Linked DNA regions of Homo sapiens: region 1 is linked to region 2. The links are chromatin loops, found by intact Hi-C in ENCODE. Cell type or tissue: pancreas. All regions are shown on one strand. Links, peaks and the distances in the headings refer to the core of each region. The heading gives the core; the rest is flanking DNA.

Region 1 (7,330 bases), core at 2,287-4,786, 320 kb before region 2:
ACTTTTCTGGGCTTCAGTTTCCTCAACTGAAACATAAAATTTGTATTATATAATTTTTGTGGTCTCCTCAAGTTATAAAAACAGAAAAACAAATTCCTATTCTATGTTCGTTCTCATTTTTCCCGAGGGAAATGGCCATTGAGAAGTTAAAGATCTTGTTTAACATCACCTGATAATTTAGTGAGGCAATACAAATTAAAGACAGATTTGAAAACTCCAGGGCTTCACCACCCTTCTTAAAGCATTAGTCACCCACACCGTTGCTCCAGATCGAACATGGCTGCCTCCTCGCAGTAGTCCTGTGGCCCACCTTAGCACATCTTTGACACAGAGAATCAGTGCCCTTTGAAATGTGCACTTACCTTGTGAGGCTAACTTTGCAGTGAACCATCAAGGTCTCCTTGCCCAGCTCACATTCCCCATGAGAATCTTACTGCAGAGTACAGTGAATCCTTCACAGAGCTCAGTGTCGGGACTGGCAATTTTGGCTGCTAGAAATGAAGTCTGTTTTCCTGAACATTTTCGAGTTATTTACAGATGTGCTGGTAACTTTGCGTAGGTGAAGAGACATGCCTGATCTATGTGGCAGAGCATGGCCCAGCAGCCTGCCGGCCATTTTCTACCCCCGCCTCCCTGTTTCTGTCTCCACTTCACCCTGGATTGTGGTCACTGTTTCCCAAACTGTGTACCCCTAAGGACACCACTTAATGTCTTTGCTTCTCTGTTTCCTCATCCTAAAAATAAAGATGTTGTAATAGGTAGGTAAGCCCTTGCCAGGAATGAGTATTTCATGGTTCTACACCTCATCCCTTCCAGGCTTGAATAAATAAATACAGGTAGGACATAGGTACCATGTGCTCTAGATGGGCACAATTTAAAAATATATGTTAATACCATTACATAGTAAATCTACCCTCCCAAATGGGAAGCCAGCCAGTGGTTAATTTGTGATGAAATCGTACAAAGTTAATATTGTTCACTTATTAACTTGATATGACACTAGACCAGGGATGTTTAAATGAAAGAGGTTCAGTTTGCAGAAGTCACCATGTTCAAGGGGACAGCTGCCCCAAGTGTGCCCTCAGCTGCATATCTGACCCACAGTAGGGTCTGTCCTGCCTCCCTGCTCTGTGAAGCCTGACTTCTCTGTATCAGTCACCAGTACCCCTTCCTAAGGGGTCTGCAAACACTGGGCTGGCACTCATGACATGCCAGGTACCCCTCAAAGACCTTTGCATTTATTACCTCATTTAATCCCCATAATAACCCCATGAGCTAAATCCCATCATTATCCATACTTTTCAGATAATGATCCTGAGATGAAAAGAGGGTGAAGTAGCTGGTGCAGTGGAGGCTGGGCAGAGTGAGGATGAACCCAGGTAGCAGCTCCTGGTCCTCAGACCCTGTTTCCCCAGCATCTTCCCGAGGTGGAGGCACCTCCCACAGCTCGTCTTATGCCCTTGACACAAGGTTAATGTGTGTGCTGTCTTACCTCCACCACCTGCCTAGGAGCTCCTTGGGCAGTGGTCATTGCTGTCCTTTCCAGACCCCACAAACCCCTCAAAAATGGATCAAATGCCCCCAACTCAAATCTGCGCATTTCCCATGGAGTCACGACCACACATCCATCCATGAGCACTGTTGTGATACATCTCCTTCCTCCCATTCCTAAACCCTGTGAGCTGCTAACAGGTTGCGCCTGTATCTTCCATCCTTGGCACAGGTCCTGATGCACAGTAGGTTTCAATCAGTGTCCGCTAAATTGCATTTTTGCCCCCATCCCACGCAGGGCACTTCAACAGGCTGCTAATAAGCTGCTCAGTCCCACTCTGAAGGTTTGTGACTCCCAAGGGAGGGTCCTGGCTCCATGGAGGCAGTAGCAGGCAACATCGTGCGTGGTGATGGTGATGGTGATGATGATGATGGCGGGCCGCATCGGCGCTGTTCCACCCACTTTATGTGTATTGACCCCTTCAATCCTCACACTTAGAGGCAGCAAAGGAGACAGTGGGTAGGGCTTCCCTAGAGCACTAGTAAATGCGAGTTCTCTTCCCTTCTCCCTCCCCATACATGTTTTTGTTTTGTTTGTTTATTTGGTTTTTGCCAAGAAACCAAGGAGTGGCTAAGTTCACACCAGTCACAACTTGGATTCTCGTTCTCTGGGATTTGCTCTGAGAGGCTAAATTCATCCAAGTCACAGAATGTCAGTCGCAGGAACTGTTTTTGCACAGGCGAAAGGCCTCTCTGAGGGTGGCATCCGCCCACCTCTAGAAGTCACAGGAGAACGCTTGACATTTCCCTCCCAGAGACCTACTTGGGCGTTGCACGAAGGCGGTGGTGTGCTGGTCAACCACCATTTACCCTCCTCGAAGAAAAGTGCTGAGATGTAGCATCTGCCCGTTTTTGTGACATAAATACTGCCACCGTGGCCAACTTCAAGCCACCAGCAGCAACATTTTGGAATTTTTAACAGTTGTCCTCACAAGCTGCCGCTGGCCAGCTCCAGCTGCCGCTGCCTGGAGGACTCTCTTTTTGCTCACTAAGAACAAACAGGCAGCACTCCATTCCTCCAGGCTAAGTGGTAACAGCCTTCTTGCCATTTGCCTTGGACTCAAGCCAGTATGCAAAGTGGCAGAATTAAAGTGTGTTAAAGCCCAGGAAAGTTGTGAGCTTCAGCAAATGAAAACACGAGATGTCCAGTTAAATTAGAATTTCAGATAAATGGCAACTCTGTTAGTACAAGTATGTCCCAAATATTGCATGGGATATACTAAAATCATCATCTGCAGTTTATCTGAAATTCTAATTTAACTGGGCAGGTAGGATGGAGCCGGCATTTAGGTCTTGCATTTTGTCTGGAACCCCTAGCTCCTCAGACACATATGAGTGCTCAGAAAATTCTTGCAAACTGATGGTCAGGTTCAGAGTGTGGTGATAACCGGGAGCTAGAGGTGTGTGTCTTCACTATCTACTATTTAAACCTAGAAGAGTCACAGTGACACTTCCTGTGTCAGCTTTCCTAGATTCAGGGACTCTGGAAGCTCAAAAGCACCCAAGGCCCAACACCTTGGACTTACAAATAAGGAAGCCCAGAGAGGTGACTTGCTCAAGATCACTTAGCGTGTGGCAGCACTGAGACTACAATTTCTGATTCATAACCCGGTGGGGATTTTTTTAATCCTATGTAATCTCATTTGAGAATTAGTTTGGTTTCGTGGTTAAGAGCAGACTCTGTGGTCAGAATGCCTCGGTTCTGGCTCTGACATTTACTAGTTATGTGGGCCTTATCTCTTTTGGCCCCAACTTCTTTAAAATGGAGATTAAGTGAGCTAATAGTACATGTAAAGTCCTCAGAACAGTGCATGGCACAAAATGAGCACTCGAGAAATTGATGCTTGCCCTGAAAACAGTTGCCTAGAAAAATCTCTTCCTTGTCTCCCCATAGCCCTTCGCATCTGCATCCACAACACGAGGGTTCTCCTGGGCTCTCGGCCTGGGGTGCTGGAGTACCTGGCTCCACAGTGCCTCCTGCTGCCTGCCTCACTCTCCATGGCAGTCAGTTCCTCTTCCGTCCACCGGGGATCATTCTCACCTAAAGCAGGAATCAGCACCCCTGTCGTCACCTCCCATGGGGCAAGGGTGAAAGGACTCACTGCATTTAAAAGTCAGCACAGAAGAACCCGTTAACAGCACTTTGACCCTATCCCTTATATGAAACCATAATTACACACTGCCCAGCCAGACTGGAAAGTCCTGGAAGGCACTGATGGTACCTTGGGCTTTCTACCCTAAGGAAGGCAGTAGGGATGGTGGAGACAGGACAGGCCTGAGTGGCAGAGATTGGAGACAGCAAGCTCTGGAGTCGGGCTGTCTCGGTTCAGCTCTGGGGTTTGCCACTTACTAGCTGTGTCTCTGGGCCTCACTTTCCTTAAAGTAGCCCTGATCATACCTCACTGTAAAAGGCTTGTTGTGAGGAGTAAACAAGACAGCACACACCGTGCGCTTGGCACTGAAGTCAGGTACTGCCACTTACAGCAGCGGGACCTTGGGCAAATTCATCTCCACGTGCCTTAGTGTCTCCATTTATCAACGGGGGACAGTAATCCCTTCATCACTGGCTGATGGTGAAAATGAGACCAACTTTGAAAAGCTTCTGACACCAAGCAGGTACCCAGGAACCTCTTGCCACAGTGGAGCATCCTTAGCATTTCACACCACTCAGCCAACTTCTGTCAACATTTACTTCCCCCTGGTAACTAGCATGGGAAATGCAATGAAAGCCCGATGAGCTCCCGCAGCAGAAATGAACTTGGAAGTGACCTCTCACTTATTCCTCTCTCACATGCCTGCATCATTCAGCACTTGAGCCTCAAGAGCTTGCCTCTTTTTGTCTGAGAGTTAGAAATGGCCTGGTTTGGGTTGAAGGTTGTTTTTGTTTCATTTTGCTTTATAAACAGAAACACTCCCTGGTTTCTCTTCTGAAAGGCTGAGGAGGAAGCTGAGTCAGGTGGGGTGGGGTGAACATGAAATCGCTCACCCTTCCCTTGCCGTGGGTCTGGCTTACCCAATCACTGCACACTGACTTGCACATCAGCCGCATTCAGTGTCCCACTTTAGGCCCATTTCTCTAATGACTTGAAAAAACAACTGTGTTCTTTTGGAATGCGGCAGGGCATAGTGGAAAGAGCAAGGGCTTTGGGAGTCTAGCCTGGCTTGGAATTCCAGCCCCACCACTTGGTAACTGAGACGAAGATCGGGCAAGTCAGGAAATGGTGGAGCTAGGCTGTCACCCACCAAGTGGTGGTAGCGCCTGTGCTGTGGGATTACAGTAAGGCTTAGTGTTAATGGATGTAAAGCCTGTGGAAAAGCACAATGGAATTGAAGTATCTCGATGACACCACCTTCTCTTCCCTTTCAGAATGATATCCCAGGACCTGGGTTCTACAATGTTATTCACCAGTCACCGGTGTCCAACAGTGTCTCATTGTCCAAGAAAGGAACTTGCATGTTTCCCTCAATGGTGAGAACCACTTCTCTTGAGTAAAGCATTAACTGGTCAGTAATTTCCTTCATTCATTGCATAATTATATATTGGACATCTGGTCCTTTCTCTCCAAAGGCCTATGGTTCTAATTAGGAGAGTAACTGCCTCCTCAAATTTCATGCAAGTAAATTGGACCCTGTGTCTCTAAGTAACTTTTTCCCATCTCTACCCACTGCCAGGGTGGGAAGAGAAGCCAGAGGAATCTTGAGAACTTGATCCTTCCAAACCAATTTTGTTATCACTGAGTGCACTAAGCAAGTATTTTCCTGAGATGTTTAGGCATGCCAGGAAATAGTTACTCTTACACATCTTGGTGTAATATGATTTTTACAATGCTTAATCTAATTGGTTGTCAAACTATTGAGAAATCTGATAGGACTAAAAAGAAAGCCGGCAGTGGGCCTGAAAAGTACTGGCCCCACCCCTTTCCTTCTCTTCGTAAGATATGGGACTTAATTTTTGTTGAGGGCTGTAACAATCAAGTAGCTATATGAATTGCCAATGACCCTGACCAGAGTTGGGCAAAGATAGGCTTCTTAAAAATGTTTATACATTGTCAAGAAAAATAGATACAGCAAAATAGATAAATGGTCAAGAAAAACAGATACAGCAAGGGGAAAGATACAAACTAGGGTAAGGCTACCTGAGGAAGAAAAGTGAAAAGTGGACAGGCACGGTGGCTCATGCCTATAATGCCAGCATTTCGGAAGGCCAATGCGGGAAGATCACTTAAGCCCAGGAGTTCAAGACCAGCTCGGGCAACATAGTGAGACCCCATCTCTACAAAATAATTTAAAAATTAGCCAGGAGTGGTGATGTGTGTCGATAGTCCCAGCTACTCGGGAGGCTGAGGTGGGAGGATCACTTGAGCCCAGGAGGTTGAGGCTGCAGTGAACTATGATTTCACCATCACACTCCAGCCTGGGTGACAGAGGCAGACTCTGTCCAAAAAAAAAAAAAGTGAAAAGAAAGCAAGCCCAGACTCTAACATTAAATTAACAAACATATGCCATCTTGTCCCTTTAAAAGTTATAATAATTTCTTGCACAGATGTATTATGATGCCTGACATTGGAATTGATTTTTTTTTTTAACCACACAAAGGGACCATTTAAGACACACTAAATGTAGCTACATCTTATTGGAATTCGAATTTGGCAGAATCGGATACTCAAGGAACAGACCAGCTTTGGAGTTAACTCCCCATTACCGAAGAAGCTGAGTTTGTACATGGCCTCAGTAGGTCCACAGAACAGCCATGCCTCTACCTATTTTTCTGCCACCAGCTCTGCTAGGAAAGAAGCTCAAAAGAAGTGCCGTCTCATGAAGTCCTGGTGTAGAAGACAAGACTTCAGACCTGATCCTGCCTCAGCTGTGGATTCTTGACGTGACCTCAAGCACGTCACCCTTCTGTGTCCCAGTTGCCTCATGAAAGTGGAGACTCCCTGGAGGCACTGGGCAAATTAACGTTGCAATGAGTGAAATGCTCTTTGAAACAGCAAAGCATTATAAACATGCTAAATATTATGATTGTTACCACCTGAGTCACAAACAATACTTCCTGCAACACCTAGGTTTTCTCTCCGAGAACTTCTTTGCTAAATAATGGCACTGCCCATTCCTTCTTGGTGCCAACAAAGAGACTGAATCAGAGGACACGATTGGTTGTCTACAAGGCTTTGCGTGCGGTAACTTTCCAAATGAAAAGCCTGACTATCTGGAGGAGAAGGGGCCCAAGGCAAGAGCTGAGTGTTACAGAACCTAGCCACGCCTTTCAGGCCTTTAAAAAATTCAGAACCAAACCCTAAAGAAGGCAGACTTTGAGCTGCTCAGGCTTCCCCCTCTCCTCCCTTTCACAAATATGGGAATTTGTATTTATAGTTATGTTACACTCAGGTATAAGCACTTAAGGTCCTGTACCTGGGGATGGGTGCCTGAAGTGGTCGATGGCGATCTATTAGGAGATCTCTGCGTTTTACCTCATTCCCGTGTGAACTGGATGAGAATTTCATATCCCCCACCCCACCGCCTCTTTCAGTAACTTTCACCTTTAGCACCTCCTCCGCTTCTGCATCCCAAGACTTAGAGGGAATTAAAAGTAGCTCTCATCAGAGAAAGATCAGAATGACCAGTAGGAATGTGATTATGGGTGAGGCTGACCAAAAAACTCTGTGGGTCTATAAATTTTAGAAACTTCCTCATGACTGTTGAAACAACTACACCCAACCTTTTGAGAGACCTGTCATCTCTCTAAGTCTGAATGATATAAAGAGCTTTATTAGTATAT
Region 2 (7,330 bases), core at 3,134-5,633:
CTGCTTCTCTCCATTGGCTAGGGACAGTGTGTACAGTCCCTAGAGCAGGGGAGGTCACAAACTTGGCTACACAACAGAACCATGATGACACCTTTCCTAATCCCAATACCTAGGCCATGCCCCAGACAAATCAGAATCTCTGAGGGTGGAGCCCAGATGCTAGGGTTTTTGAAAGTCGTCTGGGATCCAATGCCCTGCCAGGTTGAGAACTGCAGCCCCAGAGCTCTTAGAAGAGGAAACGCTTCGCTGAGATTAATTAAATCTAGAGTGGGCATTCGGAAAACCCTCCTCTGAGCCCCACCCAGTACAGTCTCCTTCAGGTTCTCTAAAGGTTTTGCATGTCAGATGCCAAGGGTGTGCTCAAGGTGGGGCTGGAAGGGAGCGGGAAAGGGAGAAGGGGTCCAACCCACCCCCTTCCCGTCCTGCGCCTCCCAGTGATCAAACTGATCTCCGGCTGGAACATTGACATCCTGGAGCGAGGGGAGGTGCGGCTTTGGCTGGAAGTAGAAAAGTTATCTCCAGCCGCTGAGCTACATCTAATCTTCAACAACAAGGAGATCTTCAGCTCGCCGGTAATTGGGTGCTCACAATCCCTGAAGTGAGGCTCCCCTGCCGGGGAGGTGGCCTCGCGGGATGGTGATTCCGCATGGGCTGGTACTTCCCCCTAGTGGCCATTTCAGAAATGACGGTGTGCTTTTGCTGTTGCAGTGATGAGGACGGGATGGGAACATTTGGCTCTTAGTACCAGTGCTGGTGTTGGGGGTGGGGTTGGCAGGGACACTACATGCTGGCCAGTGCAAGGGACATTCCCACAAACAAAGAATTCCCACACCCCCCACAACTTCTGATTACCCCACCAGACATTCTTAAGATGAAAAACCTGCGTTCATGCCTATAATTATCCAAGGCTAGACTCTAACTCTGTTTTAGGTATAAATACAAACTATTTTTGTACAATTTTTTTCTTTTTTTATCTTTTTAATTAGAGATGGGGACTCACTATGTTGACCAGGTTGGTCTTGAACTCCTGGCCTTAAGTACTCCTTCTGCCTCAGTCTCCCAAACAATTTTATTTTTTGTTTTCTGTTTTTGTTTGTTTTTGAGACAGAACCTCACTTTGTCACCATGGCTAAAGTGCAGTGGCATGATCTCAGCTCATTGCAGCCTCAACCTCCCAGACTCAAGCGATCCTCCCACCTCAGCCTCCCGAGTAGTTGGGACCACAGTCACACACCACCACGCCCAGCTAATTTTTATATTTTTTTTTTTTGTAGAGACAGGGTTTTGCCTTGTTGCCCAGGCTGCAAACTCCTGAACTCAGGCAATCCTCCTGCCTCAGCCTCCCAAAGTGTGCAATGTTACTATACACTGAATGGAGAATTTTTATTCTGCTGGTTACTTTACCTATGCTCATTCATTTTCCTGCTTTTGTACAGAATAGCTTCTGATTTTTTTGCTTTTCTTCTCTTAAAGTCAAACCGATTCATTATAAAGCAGGGCAGCATAATTAAGGTTATATCCAAGCACCTATATATTGAAATATTTTTATTTTAAACGACTTATTTCTTCTTTATATTATGGTTAGAGTATATTATTTTGTAAATCATATCTGTAGATAGGTTGTATTAGATTGAACCACATGATTTGTCAATATTCAACTGTTTACTGCTGACATGGCGATGTCAACCTCATGAGAGATTCAAATTCATGACTCAATCTCATATTATTTGTGAATTTCATCTCCAGATGGCAAAGCAGCCATTAGAAAATACGTGTTGTGGCTGGGCGGGGTGCCCATGCCTGAAATCCCAGCACATTGGGAGGCCGAGGCAGGCGAATCACCTGAGGTCAGGAGTTCAAGACCAGCCTGGCCAACATGATGAAACCCCATCTCTACTAAAAATACAAAAACTTAGCCAGGCATGGTGGTGCGCACCTGTACTCTCAGCTACTCAGGAGGCTGAGGCACGAGAATCGCTTGAACCCGGGAGACAGAGGTTGCAGTGAGCCAAAATCGTGCCACTGTACTCCAGCCTGGGCAATAAAGTGAGACTCTGTCTCAAAAAAAAAAAAGAAAGAAAGAAAGAAAGAAAAGAAAAAAGGAAGAAAATATGTGTTATATATATATCAAAGGTCCAATGACAAAAAAAAGAAGAAAGAAAACATGTATTATAGAAAGAGGGCACTAGTTCTGACAGGAGTCTCATGTCCACCTGCTGTGGGTTATATGACCTTGGCAGGTCTCTTCACCTGTCTGTGCCTGTGTTTCTCCATCTGTGCAATGGGGCTGGTTGTCCCAGCATCAAAAGATGCAAATCAGAAAACTGATTTGAAAGTTCTGCATAAAGCTTGTGCAATGACCTTACCACATGGTAAAGGAAGTGTTACAAAGTCTGGACTCATTAGTATTCAGTGGTGGGACAATCAGTTGTCCCTATAGAAAAATAAAACAAAATTAGATTACTCCCCCAAATCATACATACAAATAAAGCCAGAGGAAGAAAGAACCTAGATGAGGAAAATGAAATTTTAAAAACTGTTAGAATATGGTAAAATGTAAATGAGTGTTAATTCTGGGTAGCAAGTACACGAGTATTTTTTTTTCCATTATCCTTTACACACGCCAATGGGGTTTTTCCTATTTTAAAAGAAGTAGGAAATAAGCTGCTGGGCACAATGGCTCACGACTGTAATCCCAGCACTTTGGGAGGCCGAGGCAGGCAGATCACTTGAGGCCAGGAGTTCGAGACCAGCCTGGCCAACATGGTGAAACCCAGTCTCTACTAAAAATACAAAAATAAGCTGGGTGTGGTGGCGCATGCTTGTAATCCCAGCTACTCAGGAGACTGAGGCAGGAGAATTGCTTGAACATGGGAGGCAGAAGCTGCAGTGAGCCGAGATTGCGCCACTGCACTCCAGCCTGGGTGATGGAGCGAGACTCTGCGATGGAGTGAGACACTGTCTCAAGAAAAAAACAAAAAACAAAAAAAGAAAGAAAAAGAAAAGAAAATAGGCAAAATCATGGCACAGCAGGGGTTCGGGACTTATTATTAAATTGTAACTGATCGCTCCACTGCACCCCAGCCTAGGCAAGAGTGAGACTCTGTCTCAAAAAAACAACAACAAAAAATTGTAACTTATTCAAGCACCCCGGGGGACTAGGTGTGGGGGGAGCAGCAGAGGGTTACCCAACGGCCAGCCCCAGTCTCTGAAGGCTGACAGCTCTGTGCTTACCACCCCCAAGCCCACTACACTCTGATGTGTACCCCACAACAAAGTTCCCAGAACAGGGAAAAGGACTCTGGAGTTTGTCCTTTTCAGAACCGCAAAATCAATTTTGACCGAGAGAAGGGCCTGGTGGAAGTGATCATCCAGAACTTGTCTGAGGAGGACAAAGGGTCGTACACCGCTCAACTCCAAGATGGAAAAGCCAAAAACCAGATTACCTTGACACTGGTGGATGACGGTCAGCCATGCCCAGCCTCGCCCCGCCCAGCCCTGCCCCGCCCTGCCCCGCACACCTGGCCTGCCCTGCAGCCCTGAGTCCTCGGCTCTGCAGCCTGCTGAGCACAGCCCCCTCGACTTCTGTCCACCCCATGTCCCCTCTCCAGACCCACACTCCTCTCGGCTCATGCCAGTTCCTCCCTCTGTGTTCACAGATTTTGACAAGCTTCTGAGGAAGGCAGATGCTAAGAGAAGGGACTGGAAGAGAAAACAGGGTAAGAGCTGCTGGGGTGAAGTTCAAAATCCCTGGCCACTGGTTCGTGCTAGAGATGCTGGACTGCGGATTAATGGGAACCCCAGCCCTGCTGGGTCCCCAAGGGAGGTCCACTGTCATTCAGTCCAGTTCTGTCCCAGTGCCAGATCAAAATAGCTCTTGCCTGACCTGAGGGTGAGAGCTGAGCCCTCTTAAATTTTGCACCCTGAAGCCAGGCACAGTGCCCCACACCTGTAATCCTAGCACTTTGGGAGGCCAAGGTGGTCAGATCACTTGAGGCCAGGAGTTCAAGACCAGCCTGGCCAACATGGTGAAACCCTATCTCTATGAAAAATACAAAAATTAGCCGAGCATGGTGGCACACGCCTGTAATTCCAGCTACTCAGGAGGCTGAGCCACAAGAATCCTTGAAACCAGGAGGCGGAGCTTGCAGTGAGCCGAGATTGCGCCACTGCACTCTAGCCTAGGCAACAGAGCGAGACTCTGTCTCAAAAATAAAGAAAGAAAGAAAGAAGGAAGGAAACAAAGGAAGGAAGGAAGGAAGGAAGGAAGGAAGGAAGGAAGGAAGGAAGGAAGGAAGGAAAAAGAAAGAAAGAAGGAAAGAAAGAAAGAAAGAAAGAAAGAAAGAAAGAAAGAAAGAAAGAAGGAAAGAAAGAAAGAAAGAAGGAAAGAAAGAAAGAAAGAAAGGAAGGAAGAAAGAAAGAAAGAAATTTGCGCTCTGAGCACCGCCCCTGCCTCACCCCAGTCCCAGCCCTGGCAGAGGCAGCATCTGAGAAGTCCATAGCCATTAGCTGTCCCTCCCCCCAGCACTGCCTGGACACAGGTGGCACCCTGGCTGAGCCTGGCTCTCTGACAGTGGGCACATTTGTTTTGCACGCACAGGTCCCTATTTTGAGCGGCCGTTGCAGTGGAAGGTCACGGAGGACTGCCAAGTGCAGCTGACGTGCAAGGCAAGTCCTGCCCTGCCCTGCCCCCAGGCCCAGTGCAGGGGGACCTGTGGCTTGTCCCCAAGCCCAGTTGCTGTCCCTGCCCACCCGGCCCCCTAAATTCCATACTCTGTGCTTGGCTGATCGCACACACAGAAAGTACCCCCGAGGAGACCACACGTAACCCAAAAAGCAAACCCACCTTCCCAGCGCCCATGGGGTAGGATTCGTGTGAGGTGGACCAGCCTTGAACGAGATCCTAGTGGCTCCAGAAGGGGTTCTGAGGGGTCAGGGGGTCTAGGAGCCCACGAGGGTTTATATGTTGAGGGGTATCCCTGTGTTTATGATTACCCTGTGCTCAGAGACTCACAGTATTATTTCATCCGCCTCACAATCATCTGTGACACAGGCATTACTATCCTCACTTCATAGATGAGAAAACAAATGGAGAAATAGCTCAAGGCCACACGGTAAGAGGGAGAGCCCAGGTTTGAACAAGTCTATCTGATTCCAAAGCCTAAGGTCCTTCTTAGCACTCTTCAGCCTGTTTAGATAACTGGGGAAGGGGAGGGTGGGTGCTCTCCCAGAAGCATATTCATTCAGTAAACTCAGAGCATCTATTTTGTGCCACTCTGCACGGTACTGAACGTACAAAGATGATGAAGTGGTCTCTGTGGGCCTTGGGAGCCCATGTTCAAGGCAGGACCATTGGAAAACAGCATCCCTCATGCTTGACCCGGATGGGGCAGGACATTGATGAATCGTGATGGAGGGGGTGACTATGGGATGCTTCAAAAAAAAGGCTTCCTGGAGGAGATGACATTTAACTGAAGCACATGGACATTTCCAAGAAAAATAGAGTAAGGCAGGGATCAAGAGGCAGAGGGAAAACCATTAGCAAGAATTCAGAGTCCAGAGGCCAGCAGAGGAGACACATGGTATGTGAAAGGACTCCACTGAGATGCCTGAAAGTGTGCACAGGTGTGTTTTTACTCAAAAAGAAACAAGCCTGACAGAGTCTCCTCATTCCCCACCTTCCCCAGGTGACCAACACCAAGAAGGAGACTCGCTTTCAGTGGTTCTTCCAGAGGGCAGAGATGCCAGATGGTCAGTATGACCCAGAGACGGGAACGGGACTTCTCTGCATTGAAGAGGCAAGTGTGGCTCCAGCTTCAGGGCTCACTTTCTCCTTTGGCTGCAAGCCAGGGAGGGCCAAGAGCTCTGGGCTGGGAGTCAGGGCAGGGCCGAGGCTAGGTTGATGCAAGTGAGGCCCTGAGCACAAAATTTAAGAGGCACCAAAAAACTCAGTAATCAAGATAAATAATATTGTATGCAATATTCTAAAAAATCAAAATTAATGCAAAAAAACTATTAAAGCCCCCAAATTTTCAATAGAGACAGAATCAGTATTACTGATTTTTTTCTTTAGCTCCAGTACTGGCCCTGCCAATGACTGTGCAGGCTTGGGCTAGCCCCCGTCGCTCTCTGACCTCAGCTTTCATCTGCAACATGAGCGGGTTGGAAGGGATGCTCTTTCAACGCCTCCTTCCTGCCCCAACAGTCTAGGAGTCGGGACAGGAAGGATGTCTCCATGTGAGGCAGATCTGGGCAGAATAAAGCAGGCCTGGAGCTCAATTCTCCCCCCAAGTCCTCCCCCATGGCCTTTGGTGGACCGTGGCCTGGTTAAGAGAGAAACACAAGGCTTGCTCTCAAACGTCAACCTTTTTCTGCCCTGCTGCTGATGTCTGTGGCCTCACTGGGTGCCCAGGAGGACTGGAGCAAACAGAGCCTTGCTGACTAGGAAGAAAACAATGATTTCAAGGTCTTCTCCCAAATCCTGGCCAGGCTGATGCCAAGTCAGCCTTTGCCACCACTGTGCAAGCTCCTCAGACAGGCTGTGGCACCAGTAGGTGCTTCAAAGTTACAGAGTTTTATTATAATCATCAGTCCCATTGGTGCAAACTTTCTGGCCTCCTAAGAGTTACCTCCCTTGATCCCCACAGCAGCTGTAGCATACAGGCAGGGCAAGGATGATGCCATGATTTTACAGATGAGTAAACTGAGGCTCAGAGTGTTTCAATGCAAAGACATAAGGCTAGAAGGTGGGGTCAGAAGCCACTCCAGTCACCCACCCTAGGTTTGGCTGAGAACTTGGAGACTTCCTGGGATGGTGAGGACATAAGAGAGGACTTTTGGGGCTCAGCACCTCAATCCTCAGGTTAAGAGCTGCCTCTGTCTTGGATCCTGCCCCAAACCCACTGTGTGGAGATGGTCCTGGTGGGAAGTATTGAGAGATGAGGGCTGAAGGAAGGTGCTGTGTAATGAGAGGTCACTTCTGATCTCTGGACCTTGCCTTGAAAGCACAACTCAAGTTCTTACTTTGCTGAGTGTTTGTTCAGACTTAATTTGGGGCTGACAAACATGGGCCAAAAGGGCCCCCTTGTCCTGGGCAGGAGAAAACACGCTTCCTCCTGGGGAACTGCAGGTGGTGGGGGTCCCTCCATCCAGGAGCCCCCAGGGAGTGAAAGGTGGGCCAGGCCCAGACAAGCTCTGCAAAGTGAGGCTCACTGTGTCATGTCATGCTCAGAGCAGCTGCCTGTGAATGCAAACGAAGGTGTCTGGTTCTGTCCTCAACTCCCCCTACTCCACCCCTTCCCCAGGCCCAGACAAGCCCCGAGCTAGGAAT

The links. A loop is a pair of places that touch in the nucleus more often than their neighbours do. Peaks named below come from ENCODE experiments on the same cell type or tissue, not always from the same donor. Only the 100,000 strongest peaks of a DNase experiment are listed, where the experiment ranks them.
Region 1: it touches region 2 in a loop (2.7-fold over the local background); 37 of 110 quality-filtered maps call a loop at or near these places.

The regions. Positions count from the first base shown.
Region 1 is chr1:24,381,592-24,388,921 of GRCh38, reverse strand. It overlaps STPG1 (sperm tail PG-rich repeat containing 1), which reads left to right. Exons shown (of 9, transcript NM_001199013.2): 4 at 4,919-5,020. Among named protein-coding and RNA genes, the nearest start is that of STPG1, 29 kb to the left of the region's middle. RefSeq lists a silencer at 920-1,146 and an enhancer at 4,353-4,402. In pancreas, for the core only: a CTCF peak has its summit at 3,657; no DNase peak of the experiment used is centred there.
Region 2 is chr1:24,064,359-24,071,688 of GRCh38, reverse strand. MYOM3 (myomesin 3) reads left to right here. Exons shown (of 37, transcript NM_152372.4): 25 at 436-572; 26 at 3,322-3,466; 27 at 3,660-3,719; 28 at 4,601-4,668; 29 at 5,688-5,798. MYOM3-AS1 (MYOM3 antisense RNA 1) reads right to left here and starts at 4,927. Exons shown (of 3, transcript XR_001737930.2): 1 at 4,847-4,927. In pancreas, for the core only: no CTCF peak of the experiment used is centred there; a DNase peak (open chromatin) is centred at 4,588.